Linked DNA regions of Homo sapiens: region 1 is linked to region 2. The links are chromatin loops, found by intact Hi-C in ENCODE. Cell type or tissue: Panc1. All regions are shown on one strand. Each heading gives the region's core, and the rest is flanking DNA. Links, peaks and the distances in the headings are about the cores only. Region 1 overlaps ITGAM (integrin subunit alpha M). Region 2 holds the start of ITGAM (integrin subunit alpha M).

Evidence for each region. Hi-C counts contacts between places; a loop is a spot of excess contacts. Peaks named below come from ENCODE experiments on the same cell type or tissue, not always from the same donor. Only the 100,000 strongest peaks of a DNase experiment are listed, where the experiment ranks them.
Region 1: it touches region 2 in a loop (2.8-fold over the local background); 3 of 110 quality-filtered maps call a loop at or near these places.

Annotation. Positions count from the first base shown.
Region 1 is chr16:31,310,345-31,320,221 of GRCh38, forward strand. All of the region lies in intron 14 of ITGAM (integrin subunit alpha M), which reads left to right. Among named protein-coding and RNA genes, the nearest start is that of ITGAX, 40 kb to the right of the region's middle. In Panc1, for the core only: no CTCF peak of the experiment used is centred there; no DNase peak of the experiment used is centred there.
Region 2 is chr16:31,259,687-31,269,563 of GRCh38, forward strand. ITGAM (integrin subunit alpha M) reads left to right here and starts at 289. Exons shown (of 30, transcript NM_000632.4): 1 at 289-406; 2 at 2,006-2,111; 3 at 5,709-5,812; 4 at 6,125-6,195; 5 at 6,344-6,461. The coding sequence starts at 379. RefSeq lists enhancers at 46-145, 5,368-6,567, 5,682-6,161. In Panc1, for the core only: no CTCF peak of the experiment used is centred there; a DNase peak (open chromatin) is centred at 5,846; H3K27ac peaks cover 2,293 bases.

The DNA of each region.
Region 1 (9,877 bases), core at 693-8,692, 50 kb after region 2:
ATTTGGTCTTTTCACATAGTCCCATATTTCTTGGAGGCTTTGTTCATTTCTTTTTATTCTTTTTTCTCTAAACTTCTCTTCACGCTTCATTTCATTCATTTCGTCTTCCATCGCTGATACCCTTTCTTCCAGTTGATCGCGTCAGTTACTGAGGCTTGTGCATTCGTCACGTAGTTCTCGTGCCGTGGTTTTCAGCTCCATCAGGTCCTTTAAGGACTTCTCCGCATTGATTATTCTAGTTATCCATTCGTCTAATTTTTTTTCAAAGTTTTTAACTTCTTTGCCATTGGTTTGAACTTCCTCCTTTAGCTCAGAGTAGTTTGATCTTCTGAAGCCTTCCTCTCTCAACTCGTCAAAGTGATTCTCCGTCCAGCTTTGTTCCGTTGCTGGTGAGGAGCTGCGTTCCTTTGTAGGAGGAGAGGCGCTCTGATTTTTAGAGTTTCCGGTTTTTCTGCTCTGTTTTTTCCCCATCTTTGTGGTTTTATCTACCTTTGGTCTTTGATGATGGTGACGTACAGATGGGTTTTTGGTGTGGATGTCCTTTCTGTTGTTAGTTTTCCTTCTAACAGTCAGGACCTTCAGCTGCTGGAGATATAGACCAATGGAACAGAACTGAGCACTCAGAAATAGTGCCGCATATCTACAACTATCTGATCTTTGACAAACCTGACAAAAAGAAGAAATGGGGAAAGGATTCCCTATTTAATAAATGGTGCTGGGAAAACTGGCTGGCCATATGTAGAAAGCTGAAACTGGATCCCTTCCTTACACCGTATACAAAAATTAATTCAAGATGGATTAAAGACTTACATGTTAGTCCTAAAACCATAAAAACCCTAGAAGAAAACCTAGGCAATACCATTGAGGACATAGGCATGGGCAAGGACTTCATGTCTAAAACATCGAAAGCAATGGCAACAAAAGCCAAAATTGACAAATGGGATCTAATTAAACTAAAGAGCTGCTGCACAGCAAAAGAAACTACCATCAGAGTGAACAGGCAACCTACTGAATGGGAGAAAATTTTTGCAACCTACTCATCTGACAAAGGGGTAATATCCAGAATCTACAATGAACTCAAACAAATTTACAAGAAAAAAACAAACAACCCCATCAAAAAGTGGGTGAAGGATATGAACAGACACTTCTCAAAAGAAGACATTTATGCAGCCAAAAGACACATGAAAAAATGCTCATCATTACTGGCCATCAGAGAAATGCAAATCAAAACCACAATGAGATACCATCTCACACCAGTTAGAATGGCAATCATTAAAAAGTCAGGAAACAGCAGGTGTTGGAGAGGATGTGGAGAAATAGGAACACTTTTACACTGTTGGTGGGACTGTAAACTAGTTCAACCATTGTGGAAGTCAGTGTGGTGATTCCTCAGGGATCTAGAACTGGAAATACCATCTGACCCAGCCATCCCATTACTGGGTATATACCCAAAGGATTATACATCATGCTGCTATAAAGGCACATGCATACAAGTGTTTATTGCGGCACTATTCACAATAGCAAAGACTTGGAACCAACCCAAATGTTCAACAATGATAGACTGGATTAAGAAAGTGTGGCACATATACACCATGGAACACTACGCAGCCATAAAAAAGGATGAGTTCATGTCCTTTGTAGGGACATGGATGAAGCTGGAAACCATCATTCTCAGCAAACTATCGCAAGGACAAAAAACCAAACACTGCATGTTCTCACTCATAGGTGGGAATTGAACAATGAGAACACATGGACACAGGAAGGGGAACATCACACACCAGGGACTGTTGTGGGGTGGGGGGAGGGGGGAGGGATAGCATTAGGAGATATACCTAATGCTAAATGACGAGTTAATGGGTGCAGCACACCAACATGGCACATGTATACATATGTAACAAACCTGCACGTTGTGCATGTGTACCCTAAAACTTAAAGTATTATAATAATAAAAAAGAAAAAGAAAAGAAATCCAATGAATCAATTAATGCTATCAACAAAGAACATGCAAGAATGTAACATTACATGTAATTTTTGTTTTCAAAAAAGACACTAAAATGCCACTGCATTAAAATGTATTTATTATTTATTATTATTATTTTTGAGACAGGGTCTTGGTCTGTCATGCAGGCTGGAGTGAAGTGGTGCAATCATGGCTCACTGCAGCCTTGACCTCCCAGGCTCATGTGATCCGCCTGCCTCAGCCTCCTAAGTGTCTTTGACTGCAGGTGTATGCCACCATACCTGGCTAATATTTAAATTTCTTTTGCAGTGACAGGGTCTGTCTATGTTTCCCAGGCTGGTCTCCAACTCCTGGGCTCAAGTGATCTTCCCACCTTGGCCTCCCAAAGTGCTGGGACTACTGGTGTGAGCCACTGCACTCAGCCGGACTATAATTTATTCAGAACATCTTTAGTGTTCATTCCCAGAGATCTTGATCTGCTCAGTAATGCTTTCACAAGATCGATTATAGCCATCTTTTGCAGTGAATGCTTAGGCTGGTCCGTCCTCCTGTGGTAGTAGGGAGCAGTCTTTTTTTTTTTTTTTTTAAATCTTCATGTTTTTATTTATTTTTTCTTTTTTAAATTACACATTGGGCCAGGCACAGTGGCTCATGCCTGTAATCCCAGCACTTTGGGAGGCCGAGGCGGGCGGATCACGAGGTCAGGAGTTCAAGACCAGCCTTGCCAACATGGTGAAACCCCATCTCTACTAAAAATACAAAAATTAGCTGGGCTTGGTGGCGTGTGCCTGTAATCCCAGCTACTTGGGAGGCTGAGGCAGGAGAATTGCTTGAACCCAGGAGGCGGAGGTTGCAGTGAGCCAAGACTGCACCACTGCACGCCAGCCTGGCAACAGAGCGAGACTCCGTCTCAAAAAAAAAAATTATACGTTAAGTTCTGTGATACATGTGCAGAACATGTAGGTTTGTTACCTAGGTATACAAGTGCCATGGTGGTTTGCTGCACCCATCAACCCGTTGTCTAGGTTTTAAGCCTCACATGCATTAGGTATTTGTCCTAATGCTCTCCCTCCCCCTTGATCCCCACCCCTCAACAGGCTCCAGTGATGTTCCCCTCCCTGTGTCCATGTATTCTCATTGTTCAACTCCCACTTATGAGTGAGAGTATGTGGTGTTTGCTTTCCTGTTCCTGTGTTAGTTTGCTGAGAATGATGGTTTCCAGTTTCATCTATGTCCCTGCAAAGGACATGAACTCATTCTCTTTTATGGCTGCATAGTATTCCATGGTGTATATGTACCACATTTTCTTTATACAGTTTATCATTGATGGGCATTTAGGTTGGTTCCAAGTCTTTGCTATTGTAAATAGTGCTTCAGTAAAAATACATGTGCATGTGTCTTTATAGTAGAATGATTTATAATCCTTTGGGTATATACCCAGTAATGGGATTGCTGGGTCAAATGGTATTTCTGGTTTTAGATCCTTGAGGAATCGCCACACTGTCTTCTACAATGGTTGAACTGATTTACACTCCCACTAACAGTGTAAAAGCATTCTTATTTCTCCACATCCTCTCCAGCATCTGTTGTTTCCTGACTTTTTAATGATCATCATTTTAACTGGCATGAGATGGTATCTCATTGTGGTTTTGATTTGCATTTCTCTAATGACCAGTGATGAGCTTTTTTTTTTCATATGTTTGTTGGCCACATAAATGTCTTCTTTTGAGAAGTATCTGTTCATATCCTTTGCCCATTTTTTGATGGGGTTGTTTGTTTTTTTCTTGTAAATTTGTTTATGTTCCTTGTAGATTCTGGATATTAGACCTTTGTCAGATGGATAGATTGCAAAAATATTCTCTCATTCTGTAGGCTGCCTGTTCACTCTGATGATAGTTTCTTTTGCTGTGCAGAAGCTCTTTAGTTTAATTAGATCTCATTTGTCAATTTTGGCTTTTGTTGCAATTGCTTTTGGTGTTTTAGTAAGGAAGATTTTGCCCATGCCTATGCCCTGAATGGTACTGCCTAGGTTTTATTCTAGGGTTTTTATGGTTGTAAATTTTACATTTAAGTCTTTAATCCATCTTAAGTTAATTTTTATATAAGGTGTAAGGAAGGGATCTAGTTTCAGTTTTTTGCATATGGCTAGCCAGTTTTCCCAGAAGCATTTATTAAATAGGGAATCCTTTCCCCATTTCCTGCTTTTGTCAGGTTTGTTGAAGATCAGATGGTTGTAGATGTGTGGTGATATTTCTGAGGCCTCTGTTCTGTTTCATTTGTCTATATATCTGTTTTGGTATCAGTACCATGCTGTTTTGGTTACTGTAGCCTTGTAGTATAGTTTGAAGTCAGGTAGTGTGATGCTTCCAGCTTTGTTGTTTTGCTTAGGATTGTCTTGGCTATATGGGCTCTTTTTTGGCTGCATATGAAATTTAAAGTAGTTTTCACAAGATCAGCTACAGCCAACTTTTACAGCAAACGGTTAGGCTGTTCCTCCTGTGGTAGTAGGAGGCAGGGTTTTTTTTTTTTTTTTTTTGAGATGGAGTCTCAGTCTGTCACCCAGGCTGGAGTACAGTAGCGTGAACTGCAACCTCTGCCTCCAGGTTCAGGTGATTCTCCTGCCTCAGCCTCCTGAGTAGCTGGGATTACAGGTGCCCACCACCACACCCAGCTAATTTTTGTATTTTTAGTAGAGATGGCATTTCACCATGTTGGCCAGGCTGGTCTCAAACTCCTGATCTCAAGTGATTCACCTGCCTCAGCCTCCCAAAGTGCTGGGATTACAGGTGTGAGTCACCGAACCCGGCCCTCTTTGCCCATTTTTAAATTGGGTTATTTATTTTCTTACTATTGAGTTCTTTATGTGTTATGGATATTAACCATTTATCAGTTGTGTGGTTTGCAAATATTTTCCCCCAGTCTGTAGGTTGTCTCTTCACTCTGTTAATTATTCCTTTATTGTGCAGAAGCTTTTTAGTTTGATGCAATTCCATTTGTCTGTTTTTGTTTTTGTTGCTTGTGCTTTCAGGATCATATAAAAAAATCATTGCCCAGACCAATGTCATGAAGCTTTCCCTCTACGTTTCCTTCTAATAGTTTATAGTGTTAGATCTTACATTTAAGCCTTTAACTCACTTTTTAATTTTTTTATTTTTTAATTTAATTTTATTTTAGATGGAGTCTCTCTCTATTGCCCAGGCTGGAGTGCAGTGGCACGATCTCAGCTCACTGCAACCTCCACCTCCCGGGTCCCAGCGATTCTCCTGCCTCAGCCTCCCAAGTAGCTGGGATTACAGGCCTCCGCCACCATGCCTGGCTACTTTTTTGTATATTTAATAGAGACGGGGTTTCACCATGTTGGCCAGGCTGGTCTTGAACTCCTGATCTAAGGTAATCCACCCGCCTCAGTCTCCTAAAGTGCTGGGATTACAGGCGTGAGCCACTGCACCCGGCCCAGCACTTTTGATTTTTGTATTTGGTTTGAGATAAAGGCTCAGTTTCATTCTTTTGCCTGTGGATATCCAGTGTTCTTAACACCATTTGTTAAAAAGACTGTCCTTTCCCCATTGTATGCCCTTGGCACCTTTGTTGAAAATTAGTTGATTGTTGGCCGGGCGCGGTGGCTCATGCCTGTAATCTCAGCACTTTGGAAGGCTGAGGCGGGTGGATCATGAGGTCAGGAAATCGAGACCGTCATGGCTAACAAGGTGAAACCCCGTCTCTACTAAAAATACAAAAAATTAGCCGGGCGCGGTGGCGGGCGCCTGTAGTCCCAGCTACTCGGGAGGCTGAGGCAGGAGAATGGCGTGAACCCGGGAAGCAGAGCTTGCAGTGAGTCGAGATTGCGCCACTGCAGTCCGCAGTCCGGCCTGGGCGACAGAGCGAGACTCCGTCTCAAAAAAAAAAAAAAAAAAAAAAAAAAAAAAAAAAAAAATTAGCCAGGCATGGTGGTGGGCACCTGTAGTTCCAGCTACTCGGGAGGCTGAGGCAGGAGAATGGGGGAACCTGGGAGGAAGAGGTTGCAGTGAGCCTACATCATGCCACTGCACTCCAGCCTGGGTAACAGAGCAAGACTCCGTCTGGAAAAAAAAAAAAAAGAAAAGAAAATTAGTTGATTGTAAATGCATGGGTTCATTTCTGAGCTCTGTATTCTGTTCCATTGGTCAATGTCTCTGTTTTTATGTCAGTGTCATGCTGTTTTGCTGAGTATACCTTTGTGGTGTATTTTGATGTCAGGTAGTGTGATACCTCTACCTTTGTTGTTTATGCTCAAGATTGTCTTGGATATTTGAGGTCTTTTGTGACTTCATATTAATTTTAGTATTGTTTTTTCTATTTCTGTAAGAAATGCCATTGGGATTTTGGTAGGAATTACATTGACTCTATCGATCACTTTGAATAGTATGGACCTTTAAAAATATTCTTTCAATCCATAATATGGGATATCTTTCCATTGATTTTTGTCTTAACTTTCTTTCGTCAATGTTTTATAGTTTTAGTGTGCATATTTTTCACCTTCTTGGTTAAATTAACTTGTAAGCATTTTATTTTTTGATGCCATTGTAAATAGGATTAATTTCTTTTTCAGATAGTTTGTTGTTAGTGTATAGAAACAAATAATTTTTGTATGTTCATTTTGTATTCCATGACTTTACTAAATTTGTTTATTAAATTTGATAACTTTTTCGTAGAGTATTTATAACAAGTTTCTTATATATAAGATCATGTCAATTGCAAACAGGGACAATTTTTTTTTCTTTATTTCTAACTTGAATGCATTTCTTATCTTTTTCTTGCCCAATTGCTCTGGCTAGGACTTTCAGTACTGTGTTGAAATAGAAGTGGTGAGTGTGGGCATCCTTGCCTTGTTCCTAATTTTAGTGGTAAAATCAAATTTTCACCACTGGGTATGATGTTAACTAGACACTTTTTTTAATGTTCTTTATCATGTTGATGTAATTTCCCTGTATTTCTAGTTTGTTGAGGGTTTTTAATCATGAGTGGCTATTCCTGTGGCCTGAATGTTTGTGTCCTCCCCAGATTCATATGTTGAAGCCTAATTCCTTGTGTGATGGTATTTGTAGATGGGACCTTTGGAAGGTGTTTAGGTCATGAGAGTGTGGCCATCATTAATAGGATTAGTGCCCTTAGACAAAAGCAAAATGATGGTTGCCTATGAACCAGAAAATAGGCTCTCACCAGATATTGAATCTGCTTGCACCTTGATTTTGGATGTCACAAGTCTTCAGAACTATGAGAAATAAATTTCTATTGCTTATAACCCATCCAGTCTATGTTATTTGTTATACCAAATAAGCTAAGACAGATGTTTAGTTTTATTAAATGCTTTCTTTTCTTATTGATAAGATCATGTTATTTTTATTCCTTATTCTGTTAATGTGGTGCATCACATTTATTGATTTGCATATGTTGAGCCATCCTTGCATGCCAGGAATAAAGCCCACATGGTCATGGCGTATGACCCTTTTGTGCTATTGAATTCAGTTTGCTAGTATTTTATTTAGGATTTTGGATCTATGTTCAATAGGGAAATTGGCATGTAGTGATCTTTTCTCATGGTGTGTTTGTTGGGATTTAGTGTCAGGATAGTGCTTGCCTCATACAATAAGTTTGGAAGTATTCCCTCCTCTTCAGTTTTTTGGATGAGTTTGAGAAGAATTCATATTAATTCTTATTTAAATGTTTGGTTGGTAGAATTTGCCTGAGAAGCCACCAGGTCCTGGGCTTTTCTTTGTTAGGAGGTCTTTGATTACTGATTCAATTTCCTTACTCATTATAGATCTGTTTAAACTTTCTATTGCCTTATGATTCAGGCTTGGTAGGTTGTATATTTCTAGGAATTTATCCATTCCTTCAAGGTTATCAAGTTTGTTAACATATAATTGTTCATAGTAGTCTCTTAATGATCCTTTTTATTGCTATGGCATCAGTTGTATGTTCTTTCATTTATAATTTTACTTATCTGTTGTTTCTGTTTTTTCTCCCTTTTTCCTTGGTCTACCTAAAAGCTTGTCAGTTCTTTTTTTTTTTTTTTTTGAGATGGAGTCTCACTCTGTTGCCCAGGCTGGAGTGCAGTGGCATGATCACAGCTCACTGCATTCTCCACCTCCCAGGTTCAAGTGATTCTCCTGCCTCAGGCTCCTGAGTAGCTGGCATTACAAGCACGTGCCACCACACCTGGCTGATTTTCGTATTTTTAGTAGAGACAGGGTTTCACCATGATGGCCAGGCTGGTTTTGAACTCCTCATCTCAGGTGATCCACTTGCCTCGACATCCCAAAGTGCTGGGATTGCAGGCGTGAGCCACTGCACCTGGCCAAAGCTTGTCAATTCTATCTTTTTGAAAAATCAACTTAATTTCATTGATTTTTTTCTATTCTCTATTTGATTTATTTTTCTGTAATCTTTATTATTTTCTTCCTTCTACTAACTTTAGGTTTAGTTTGTTCTTTTATTTCTCATTTCTTGAGGTGTAAAGTTAGGTTTTGTAATTGAAATTTGTCTTTTTGTTTTAAAATTAGGTGTTTATCCCGAACTTTCCTTTAGTACTGCTTTTGCTGCCTCCCATTAAGTTTGGTATATTGTGTTTTTGTTTTCATTTATCTCATGTTATTTTCTAATTTATTTTTTTATCCATTAGTTGTTCAATGGTGTATTGTTTAATTTTTACATATGTATGTTTTTTTCCAGTTTTTCTTCTGGTATTGTTTTTAGTTTCATTCCATTGTGGTTGGAAAAGATTCTTGATATAATTTAAATCATTTCAAATTTGTTAAGACTTGTTTTGTGACCTAACATGTGGTCTGTCCTGGGGAATGGTCCATGTGCACTTGAGAAGAATGTATATTCTGCAGTAGTTGGCTTGTGTATTTTGTATATGTCTGTTAAGTCCATTTGGTCCATTCTCCCTTGGGTTTTTTTTTTGTCTAGTTGTTCTATTTGCTATTGAAAGTAGGATTTTGAAGTTTCTTACTATTGAATTGCTGTCTATTTCTCCCTTCAGTTCTGTCATTATTAGCTTTATATATTCAGATGTCTGATGGGTGTGTATATAATTAATTGTTGTAACTCCTGGTGAAATGGCCATTTCATCATTATATAATATCATTATTTGTTTTTTGACTTAAAGTCTATTTTGTCTGATATTAGCATGTCATCCTGCTCTCTTTTGGTTACCATTTTAATGGAATAGCATTTTCTACTCCTTTACTTTTAGCCTATGTGTCAGTAAATACAAAGTGGGTATCTTGTAGATAGCATATAATTGGATTTTGTATTTTTATTAATTCTGCCACTCTGTTTTGAGAGTTTGCTTCTGTTTACATTTAAAGTAATTATTGATAGAGAAGGATTTACTACTGCCATTTTGTTAATTGTTTTCTGTTAGTCATGTAGGTCTTTTGTCCCTCTTTTCTTCTCTTGCTGTCTTCCTTTGTGTTTTATTGTTGTTAATTTTTGTATTAATATGCTTTCATTTTGTTCTCTTTTTGTACTTTTTTTTTTTTGAGACGGAATCTCATTCTGTCACCCAGGCTGGAGTGCAGTGGTGCGATCTCGGCTCACTGCAAGCTCCGCCTCCCGGGTTCAGGCCATTCTTCTGCCTCAGCCTCCCGAGTAGCTGGGACTACAGGTGCCCACCACCTCTCCTGGCTAATTTTTTGTATTTTTAATAGAGATGGGGTTTCACCACGTTAGCCAGGATGGTCTTGATCTCCTGACCTCGTGATCCGCCCACCTCAGCCTCCCAAAGTGCTGGGATTACAGGTGTAAGCCACGTGAGCCACCGCGTCTGACCCTTTTTTTGTGTATATAACTTCTAAAGGTATTTTCTTTGTGGTTTCCACAAAACATCTCATAATTATCATGGTCTATTTTAAGCTGATAACAACTGAACTT
Region 2 (9,877 bases), core at 885-8,884:
GCGCCTGGCCCGTATTAATGTTTAGAACACGAATTCCAGGAGGCAGGCTAAGTCTGTTCAGCTTGTTCATATGCTTGGGCCAACCCAAGAAACAAGTGGGTGACAAATGGCACCTTTTGGATAGTGGTATTGACTTTGAAAGTTTGGGTCAGGAAGCTGGGGAGGAAGGGTGGGCAGGCTGTGGGCAGTCCTGGGCGGAAGACCAGGCAGGGCTATGTGCTCACTGAGCCTCCGCCCTCTTCCTTTGAATCTCTGATAGACTTCTGCCTCCTACTTCTCCTTTTCTGCCCTTCTTTGCTTTGGTGGCTTCCTTGTGGTTCCTCAGTGGTGCCTGCAACCCCTGGTTCACCTCCTTCCAGGTTCTGGCTCCTTCCAGCCATGGCTCTCAGAGTCCTTCTGTTAACAGGTGCATGGGGGTGGGGTGGGGGACTCTGGGTGGGGAGGAGGGTAACTTTTGGGTCTGTCATAAATAGAGGGCCCAGAATATGTAGGAGTCAGTCTGGGGAGAGGCAAAGGGGATTTGGGGAAGGAGAAAGGGTTCAAGAAGAAGCAGGGAGAACAGCTAGACCCAGACAGGCTGGCCAGGGAAGCCTGGATGAATGACCACATTCATGGACTGTGCAAGGCTGCTTGCCGGTCCCCTTGCTTCACACATGAGGAGACGGAGGCCCAGGGAGGAGAAGTGACATGGCTCAGGGTGCGCAGCAGGTGTGAGACCCCTTTCCTGAGTGCTTCCTCCTGGATCCCCTCTCACCATCTCCACTTTGCCTCCGGTTCTATTTTCCAAGGTCCCGGGTGCAAATGTTTGTTGAATGACTGATGAATGAAAATGATTTGAGTTTGTTACCTTTTATGCTTATATGTTGTGGAAAATGAAATTCTCCTCAAAAGGGAAGGAAATACTTGAGAGCTGCATAGGAAGGAAATTATCTAATTAAGAATGTATAGAAACTTCACTGTTGGGCAAATCATCGTTGTGACACCGGGGGAAGAAGCCATTTAGGTGCTCAGAAGGGAGGCTGGAATTCAGAGCAGGACTGGACGTGCCCCACGACGGTGGTTCTTAGGTCAGGAGTCAGCAAACAGTGGCCTGGGGGCCCGATATGGCCCACGACCTGTTTTTGCACAACCTGCCAGCTAGAGATTGAAGATGAACACTGATAATCGATTTGATGATAGGGAGCACCACCCCCAAAGAATTCTATTTGTCTCATTTGTAAACCCGTATTACAAACAAATTGTACTCAATCATTATGTTTGAAATTTCCCTAATGACAAATTTGTGGAAAAGTATTTTCTGTCTTGTTATATAAGTACTTGTACAACATATTCTATCAGCCTCTTGGTCTGCAAAACCTAAAATTTACTATCTGGCTGTTTACAGAATAAGTGTGCTAATCCCCGCCCCAGGCTAACAGAGCTGGACCTGGGAGGCAGACATCTGGATGCTGGGTTAGTTAGGGTGACCGAATGGATGGGAAAGGGAATGGAGCAGGAAGACATGCTGCTATCTTTTTTTTTTTTTTTTTTTTTTGATACAGGGTCTTTCTCTGTTGCCCAGGCTGTAGTGCAGTGGCATGATCATGGTTCACTGCAGCCTTGACCTCCTGGGTTCAAGCAATCCTCCCACCTCAGCCTCCTGAGTACCACTACACCCGGCTAATTTTTTATTTTTTGTAGAGATGGGGTCTCACTGTGTTGCCTAGGCTGGTCTTAAACTCCTGAGCCCAGGTGATCCTCCCACGTCAGCCTCTTAAATTATTGGGATAACAGGCCTGAGCCACCACACCCAGCCATTGCTTTCTTTTAAATTATTATTAGTTTTTGTTTTTTTTTTGTATTTAATTTTGAGATAGGATCTCTCTCTGTTGCTCAGGCTGGAGTGCAGTGGCACAATCAGGGCTCAAGTGATCCTCCTGCCTCAGCCCTCCAAAGTGCTAGGACTACAGCCCCTAACTGGCATGCTACTTTCCTCTGCTTGATCCTTCCCCCATTCTCCCTTTAGCCTTGACCTTATGTCATGGGTTCAACTTGGACACTGAAAACGCAATGACCTTCCAAGAGAACGCAAGGGGCTTCGGGCAGAGCGTGGTCCAGCTTCAGGGATCCAGGTGAGACCCTTAGATGGAGCCCCCTTTCTCAGTGCTTTCTCTCCAAGACTTACATACCTGAAAAAAATCAGCGATTTGAGTGATCTTTTTCAACAGATAAATCAATTCAAAATATACAACAAATTCATCTTTTGAATTTACAGTATTCTAAATTCAAAAGATGCAAAAGGGTGTAAGAGTAAAAATCTCTTCCTTACTCCCTTCCCCTAGTTCCCTTCCCAGGAGGGACCTCACAAATGGTTTCCTGGGTGTTCCTTCGGGGAGACTCTGTGTGTGCATAACACATACACGTTCCCTCCCTCAGCCAACACACCATGTGTAGTATACATTGTACTGAAATTAAGGCCTGCCTGCAGGCTGCCGCCTATTTTTGTGAATGAATTTTATTGAAAACAACTCCGTCCACTTGTCTCTTACTGTTTATTGCCCTTCCCTCCCTTCCTCCCTTCCTTCCTTCCTTCCTTCTTTCCTTCCTTCCTTCCTCCCTCTCTCATTCCCTGCTTCCCTCTTTCCCTCCTTCCCTCCCTTCCCTCCCTTCCATCCTTCCTTCCTTCCTTCCTTCCTTCCTTCCTTCCTTCCTTCCTTCCTTCCTTCCTTCCTTCCTTCATTTCTTTCTTTCCTTTCTGACATGGTCTTGTTCTGTCATTCAGCCTGGAGTGCACAGGTGAAATCATAGCTCACTGTAGACTCAAACTCCTGGGCTCAAGCAATCCTCCCACCTTAGCCTCCTGAGTAGCTGGGACTACAGGCATGTGCCACCACACCTGGCTAATTTTTTGATTTTTTTTGTATAGACGAGGTCTCACTCTGTTGCCCAATCTGGTCTCAAACTCCTGGCCTCAAGTCATCCTCTTGCTTGGGCCTCCCAACTTGCTGGGATGATAGGTGTAAACCACTGTGCCTGGCTATGGCCACTTTTGAGCTGTAATGGCAGAATTCAGGAGCTGTGATAGAGATTGTATGGACCCTGAAGCCTAAAACATTTACCTTTACAGAAACAGTAATTGTGGAGGTGATAGTACCTTTCCAGAAGAAGGGGGCTGGTCTCTGCTCTTTGCTTTATCTCCCATAATACAGCCCAGTGATTTGAGTCCATTAATCCCATGTTATGCTTGCATTGCATGCCATAATTGGGAGATGCTATAATTTATTTTATTTTATTTTTTTAGAGACTCCCTCTGTCGCCCAGGCTGGAGTGCAGTGGCATGATCTTGGCTCACTGCGACTTCTGCCTCCTGGGTTCAATCGATTCTCCTGCCTCAGCCTCCTGAGTAGCTTGGATTGCAGGTGCCTGCCACCACGCCTGGCTAATTTTTGTATTTTTGTAGAGACAGGGTTTCACCATGTTGGCCAGGTTGGTCTTGAACTCCTGAGCTCAGGTGATCCACCTGCCTCGGCCTCCCAAAGTGCTGGGATTACAGGCTTGAGCCACCGTGCCTGGCTTGTAATCTCCTTTTACATTACATTAGATCTCTTGTTAATGAACATTTAGATTGTTCCCAAACTTTTGCTCTATGAACAATGCTGTCATTTTGCACATGTGCAAGCCTATTTGGAAGTAAAGGCTAGGACTGGGATTGTGGTATCCACGGGTGCATGAGCACGTGCAATTTTAATAGATTTTTCCAGATCCCCCTCTACAGTGGTGGCAGCAATTTACACTCACACCAGAAATTCATGAAAATACCTACTTCCTCATACTCCCTCACTCATTTGCCAACTCAGTGTGCTATCAAACTTACTGATCTCTGCAGATCGAGTAGGTGAGAAGTGGTATCTTAATTTAGCTTTAAATTGCTTCTTTTTTTTTTATGAGAGAGGCATTTTCTGTGAACATGTTTTTCTTATCTGTTGGCCATTTTTCTTTCTTTTTTTTTTTTTTTACTAGTTTGTACAAGCTTTGAGTACACTGAGGAAAGTAGTCTGGGGTATGAGTTGTGAAGCTCTCTCCCTTGTGTATTATTTTTCTTTTGAGTATGCTTATGGTAGTTTATCACATACAAAAATTTATTTATTTATTTATTTATTTATTTATTTATTTATTTATTTATTTATTGAGATGGAGTCTCGCTTTGTCGTCCAGGCTGGAGTGCAGTGGAGTGATCTCGGCTCACTGCAACCTCTGCCTCCTGGGTTCAAGCGATTCTCCTGCCTCAGCCTCCCGAGTAGCTGGGACTACAGGTGCGTGCCACCACGCCTGGCTAATTTTTTTGTATTTTTAGTAGAGATGGGGTTTCACCATGTTAGCCAGGATGTTCTCGATTTCCTGACCTCGTGATCCACTTGCCTCGGCCTCCCAAAGTGCAGGGATTACAGGTGTGAGCCACTGCGCCTGGCCCAGAAATTTATTGAAAATGACTGTGTGGAGGCTGGGTGCAGGGGCTCACGCCTGTAATCCCAGCATTTTGGGAGGCCGAGCTGGGCTGGTCGCTGGAAGCCAGGAGTTCGAGACTACCCTGGCCAACATAAGGAAACCTCATCTCTACTAAAAATACACAAATTAGCCAAGCATGGTGGCACACACCTGTAATCCCAGCTACTCAGGAGGTTGAGACAGGAGGAATGCTTGAACCTGGGAGGCAGAGGTTGCAGCAGTGAGCCGAGATTGCACCACTATACTCCAGCCTGGGTGATGGAGTGAGAATCTGTTTCAAAGAAAGAAAATAAATAAAAATAAAAATAAATAAAATGACTGTGTGGGCCGGGTCCAGTGGCTCATGCCTGTAATTCTAACACTTTGGGAGACTGAGGTGGAAGGATTGTTTGAGCCCAGGAGGCAGAGGTTGCAGTGAGCTATGATTATGCCACTGGACTCCATCTTGGGCAACAGGGTGAGACCCTGTCTCAAAGAAAAAAAAAAAATGGTTGGCCTGGGACTACAGGTGTGTACCACCATACCTGGCTAATTTTTAAAAACATTTTTTGTAGAGATGGGGTCTGGCTATGTTACCCGGGCTAGTTTCAAACTCCTGGCCTCAAATGATGCTCCTGCCTCAACCTCCCAAGGTGCTGGGATTAAAGGCATGAGCCATGGTGCCCAGCTTGAATTGACCTATTTTTATTTTTAAAATTTATTCATTTATTTTTTGGGACAGAGTCTTGCCCTGTCTCTCAGGCTGGAGTGCAGTGGTGCTATCTCGGCTCACTGCAACCTCTGCCTCCTGGGTTCAAGCAATTCTCTTGCCTCAGCCTCCCATTTAGCTGGGATTACAGGTACGCACCACCACGTGTGGCTAATTTTTTGTATTTTTAGTAGAGGCGGGGTTTCACCATGTTGCCCAGGCTGATCTTGAACTCCTGAGCTCAGGCAATCCACCCCCTTGGCCTCCCAAAGTGCTAGGATTACAAGCATGAGCCACCGCGCCTGGTCCTATTTTTAAATGACTTCTGGTTTTTGTGTCATTCTTAGGAAGACCTTTTCTCATTCTGAGTCTTAACATTTTCCCATTTTTTTCTTTGCTAATTCTTCCTCCTAGTCATAGGAATTTAGGAATCCGGGTATGGGCCCCCACCGTCCTCTGGGTGGCAGAACTTCCTCTGTGGTCTCCTTCTCTCCCCACATGTCGAAGTTTTCTCTGTTCCCACTTCTCCCCACAGGGTGGTGGTTGGAGCCCCCCAGGAGATAGTGGCTGCCAACCAAAGGGGCAGCCTCTACCAGTGCGACTACAGCACAGGCTCATGCGAGCCCATCCGCCTGCAGGGTGAGTCACTGCCCCGCCGGGCTGGGACTGGGATTCCCCTGTGAACACATAGGGACTTTCCAGGCACTCCTGTGTCCTGGGGATCTGTGGTGGGGACACAGGTGCCTGCCTCCGTACCCTCTCCTCTGCCTGCAGTCTCTACCCTAGACATCCCCAGGCAACCCCTCTGTGTTCCTTTCTTTCCCAAGATTTAGGATCCCCCTTCACCGTCAGACCTCCTTGTCTCCCGCATGGAGGTGACCCCTGCCCAGCTCTTCCACAGCCTTCTCTGTCCCCCCACCAGGGTGACCATGCCCATATCTGTCCCCGCAGTCCCCGTGGAGGCCGTGAACATGTCCCTGGGCCTGTCCCTGGCAGCCACCACCAGCCCCCCTCAGCTGCTGGTGAGTGGGGCTCGATCAGAGGAGCATCCTAATGGGGGTGTTTGGGGGCCCACGCATGGTGGGGCTGGGGGTCTTGTGGAGGGTGGAGGTGCTGGGGTACAAGGACAGGAAGCAGGGGCAGCCCCTTCCACTGGCTCCTGTCCCCTAGGCCTGTGGTCCCACCGTGCACCAGACTTGCAGTGAGAACACGTATGTGAAAGGGCTCTGCTTCCTGTTTGGATCCAACCTACGGCAGCAGCCCCAGAAGTTCCCAGAGGCCCTCCGAGGTGGGTTGCCTTTGGCAGAGGGAACAGATGCGCAGCAAAAGACCAGGGGAGGGGGCAGGACTGAGGTGACGTCTGCTCAAGGTCTGGGCTCTGGGTGCAGAAGAGTGGGGGAACTGGGTCCCATTAGAGTCAGAAGCTAGGGAGGTGCTAGGGTCTTGTACTTTAGGAAAACGCCTTGGCTAGGCACAGTGGCTCATACCTGCAATCCCAAAGCTTTGGGAGCCCAGGAGCTTGAGATCAGCCTGGGCAATGTAGTGAGATCCTGTCTCTAAAAAAAAAAAAAAAAAAAATTAGCTGAGTGTGGTGATGAGCACCTGTAGTCTTAGCTATTTGGAGGCCAAGGTGGGAAGATTGCTTGAGGCCACAAGTTCAAGGCAAGCCTGGGCAACATAGGGAGATCCCCGTCTCTACAAAAAAAAAAAAAAATTAGCCAGGCGTGGTGGCACACACCTGCAGTCCCAGCTACTCAGGAGGATCACTTGAGCCTGGGAAGTTGAAGCTGCAGCAAGTTATGATTGCACCACTGTACTCCAACCTGGGTGACAGAGCAAGACCCTGTCTTTAAAAAATAAGTCCAGGTCACACTGCAGAGGAGGGGATGGTGCAAGGTGTCATTGGCAAGAGGTGGGAATCTTGGGGACCATCCTGGGGGGCGGCCTTCCACACCCCTGTTCCCCAAACCTCTGTTGATTGAGATTCTGAGTGACTGTATGGATTTTTTTTTTTTTTTTTTTTTTTGAGGCAGAGTCTCGCTCTGTCACCCAGGCTGGAGTGCAGTGGCACGATCTTGGCTTACTGCAACCTCTGCCTCCCAGGTTCAAGCGATTCTCCTGCCCCATCTTCCCAAGTAGCTGGGATTACAGGTGCCCGCCACCACACCCGGCTAATTTTTGTATTTTTAGCAGAGACGGGGTTTCACCATGTTGGCCAGGCTGGTCTCGAACTCCTGAGCTCTGGTGATCTGCCCACCTTGGCTTCCCAAAGTGCTGGGAATGAGCCAGGGAATGAGTGGGGGGCATGAGCCACCATGCCTGGCCAGAGTGCGTGGATCTTTCAAGCTGCTTTTTCCCACTGCTTTGTTCGATGGCTATGCCATCTTTTTGCTTGTCTTCATGTTGATTCTGGGACCACAGGCGAATGTTTCTCCCTTGCATTTTTTTTCTTTCTCAAGCCCTGTTCCTCTATATTTCACCCTCCACAGTTAATCCTCCTTCCTCCACAGAGAAAACAAAAGCTTCAGGCATGGACTCCCTCCACTTTCCCCTTCTCTTATTTTATCTTAATAAGCGGTTTTCCAGTCTTCACTGGAATTTGTTGACAAATTCTAAAGGAGCTGTAACACCGCACTTTCTCCTTTTTCTCAAATTTCCATAATGACAGCACTCCTGGCAGTGACTCACTCGTTTTAGAGGAAGACCTGTCTCTCCTCTGTCCCATGACTAAATTCTTCCATATGGGCTTTTGAGAGTCTCTCATGCACCAACTAAGGTGATCACCTATCTTTCTTTTTTCTTTTTTTTTTGGAGACAGGGTCTTGCTCTGTCACCTAAGCTGGAGTGCAGTGGCACAATCTCGGCTCACTGCAGCCTCTGCCTCCTGTGCTCAAGAAATTCTTGTGCCTCCGCCTCCAGAGTAGCTGGGATCACAGGTGCGCATATACTGATTTTTGTATTTTTTGTAGAGATGGGGTTTCACCTTGTTGCCCAGGCTGGTCTCGAATTCCTGGGCTCAAGAGATCTTCCCACCTCAGCCTCCCACAGTGCTGGGATCACAGGTGTGAGCCACTGCGCCTGGCCCAGCATCTCTTGAATCACTTGTTTTCTCTCTAGGACAATTAACTTCCCCCTTCCTCTGGCTGTAAACACTCTTCATTCTATCTGTATCTGAAAAGCAATCAACCACCACAATCGATAGCCATGAAAACAATCTTCTCTCTTCCAGTCTCCTCCTCATCTCCTGCCATCTCTCCTCACCCTCACCACCCAAGCTTCCTGAGTGCATTCTCTTCACCCCCGGCTGGCCTCCAGCTTCCCTCTCCACCTAGGGGCACTGGGTTCTGGGTTCTCTTTTCACCCACGTGTTCTTCTTTCCTGAAATCACCCAGTTCTGTGGCTTCAGCTAACACTTCTACCTCTCCCTCTTTAGACCTCACTCTCAGGGTTCAAGACTACTTCTTTAAAAAAGTTTTCATTTATTAAAAAATATATAATACATACACTTGGTTCAAAATTCGAAAGGGTGCGGTAGCTCACACCTGTAATTCCAGCACTTTGGGAGGTCAAGGCAGGAGGATTGTTTGAGGCCAGGAGTTTGGGACCAGCCTAGACAACATAATGAGACCCCATCTCTACAAAAAATGCAATTAGCCAGGCATGGTGGCGTGTGCCTGTGGTCTTAGCTATTCAGGAGGCCTCCCAAAGTGCTGGGGTTACAGGCATGAGCCACTGTGCCCTGCCAGTCTTTCTAAAATACAAAACAAATCATCTCACTTCCTTTTCTAAGAACCTTCTGTGGCTCCCCATTGCCTACAGATAAAGTCGAGCTCCTTATTGGAGTAGAAAGGCCCTTGCCCGCTGCTCTTTGCTTGATGCCACCGCTGTGTCTCCATCGCCGTCACATACGTTTGTCCCTGTAGTGCTGTTTCCATCAAACGGCATTCCTGGATTCTGCCAGAATCCTTTTGAGGCCCTTGTCCCATATATCAGTAGGAGTCTCAACTGGGACCAAAAGCACATTCCAGTAATGTAACTGCCCAAGGGGTTCACCTTGCTTGCTGCCTAGACAGAGCCGATTCATCAAGACAGCAGAATTGCGATAGAGAAAGAATAATTCACACAGAGCCAGCTATGCAGGGGACCAGAGTTTTATTATCACTCGAATCAGTCTCCTCGAGCATTTGGGGGCAGAGTTTTTGAGGATAACTTGGTAGGTCGCGGGGGAAGCCAGTGAGCTGGGAGTGCTGATTGATCAGGGATGAAATCATCGGGAGTCGGAGCTGTCTTCTTGCGTTCAGTTGGTTCCTGGGTGGGGGCAGCAAGATCGGATGAACCAGTTTATTGATCTGGGCAGTGCCAGCTGATCCATCAAGTGCAAGGTCTGCAAAATATCTCAAGCACTGATTTTAGGAGCAGTTTAGGGAGGGTCAGAATCTTGTAGCCTCCAGCTGCATGACTCCTAAATCATAATTTCTCATCTTGTGGCTAACGTTAGTCCTACAAAGGCAATCTAGTCCCCAGGTAAGAAGGAGGTCTGCTTTGGGAAAGGGCTGTTACGATCTTTGTTTAAACTATAAACTATAAACTATAAACTAAGTGTCTCCCAAAGTTAGCTCAGCCTACACCCAGGAATGAACACGGACAGCTTGGAGGTTAGAAGCAAGATGGAATCAGTTAAGTTAGATCTCTTTCACTGTCTCA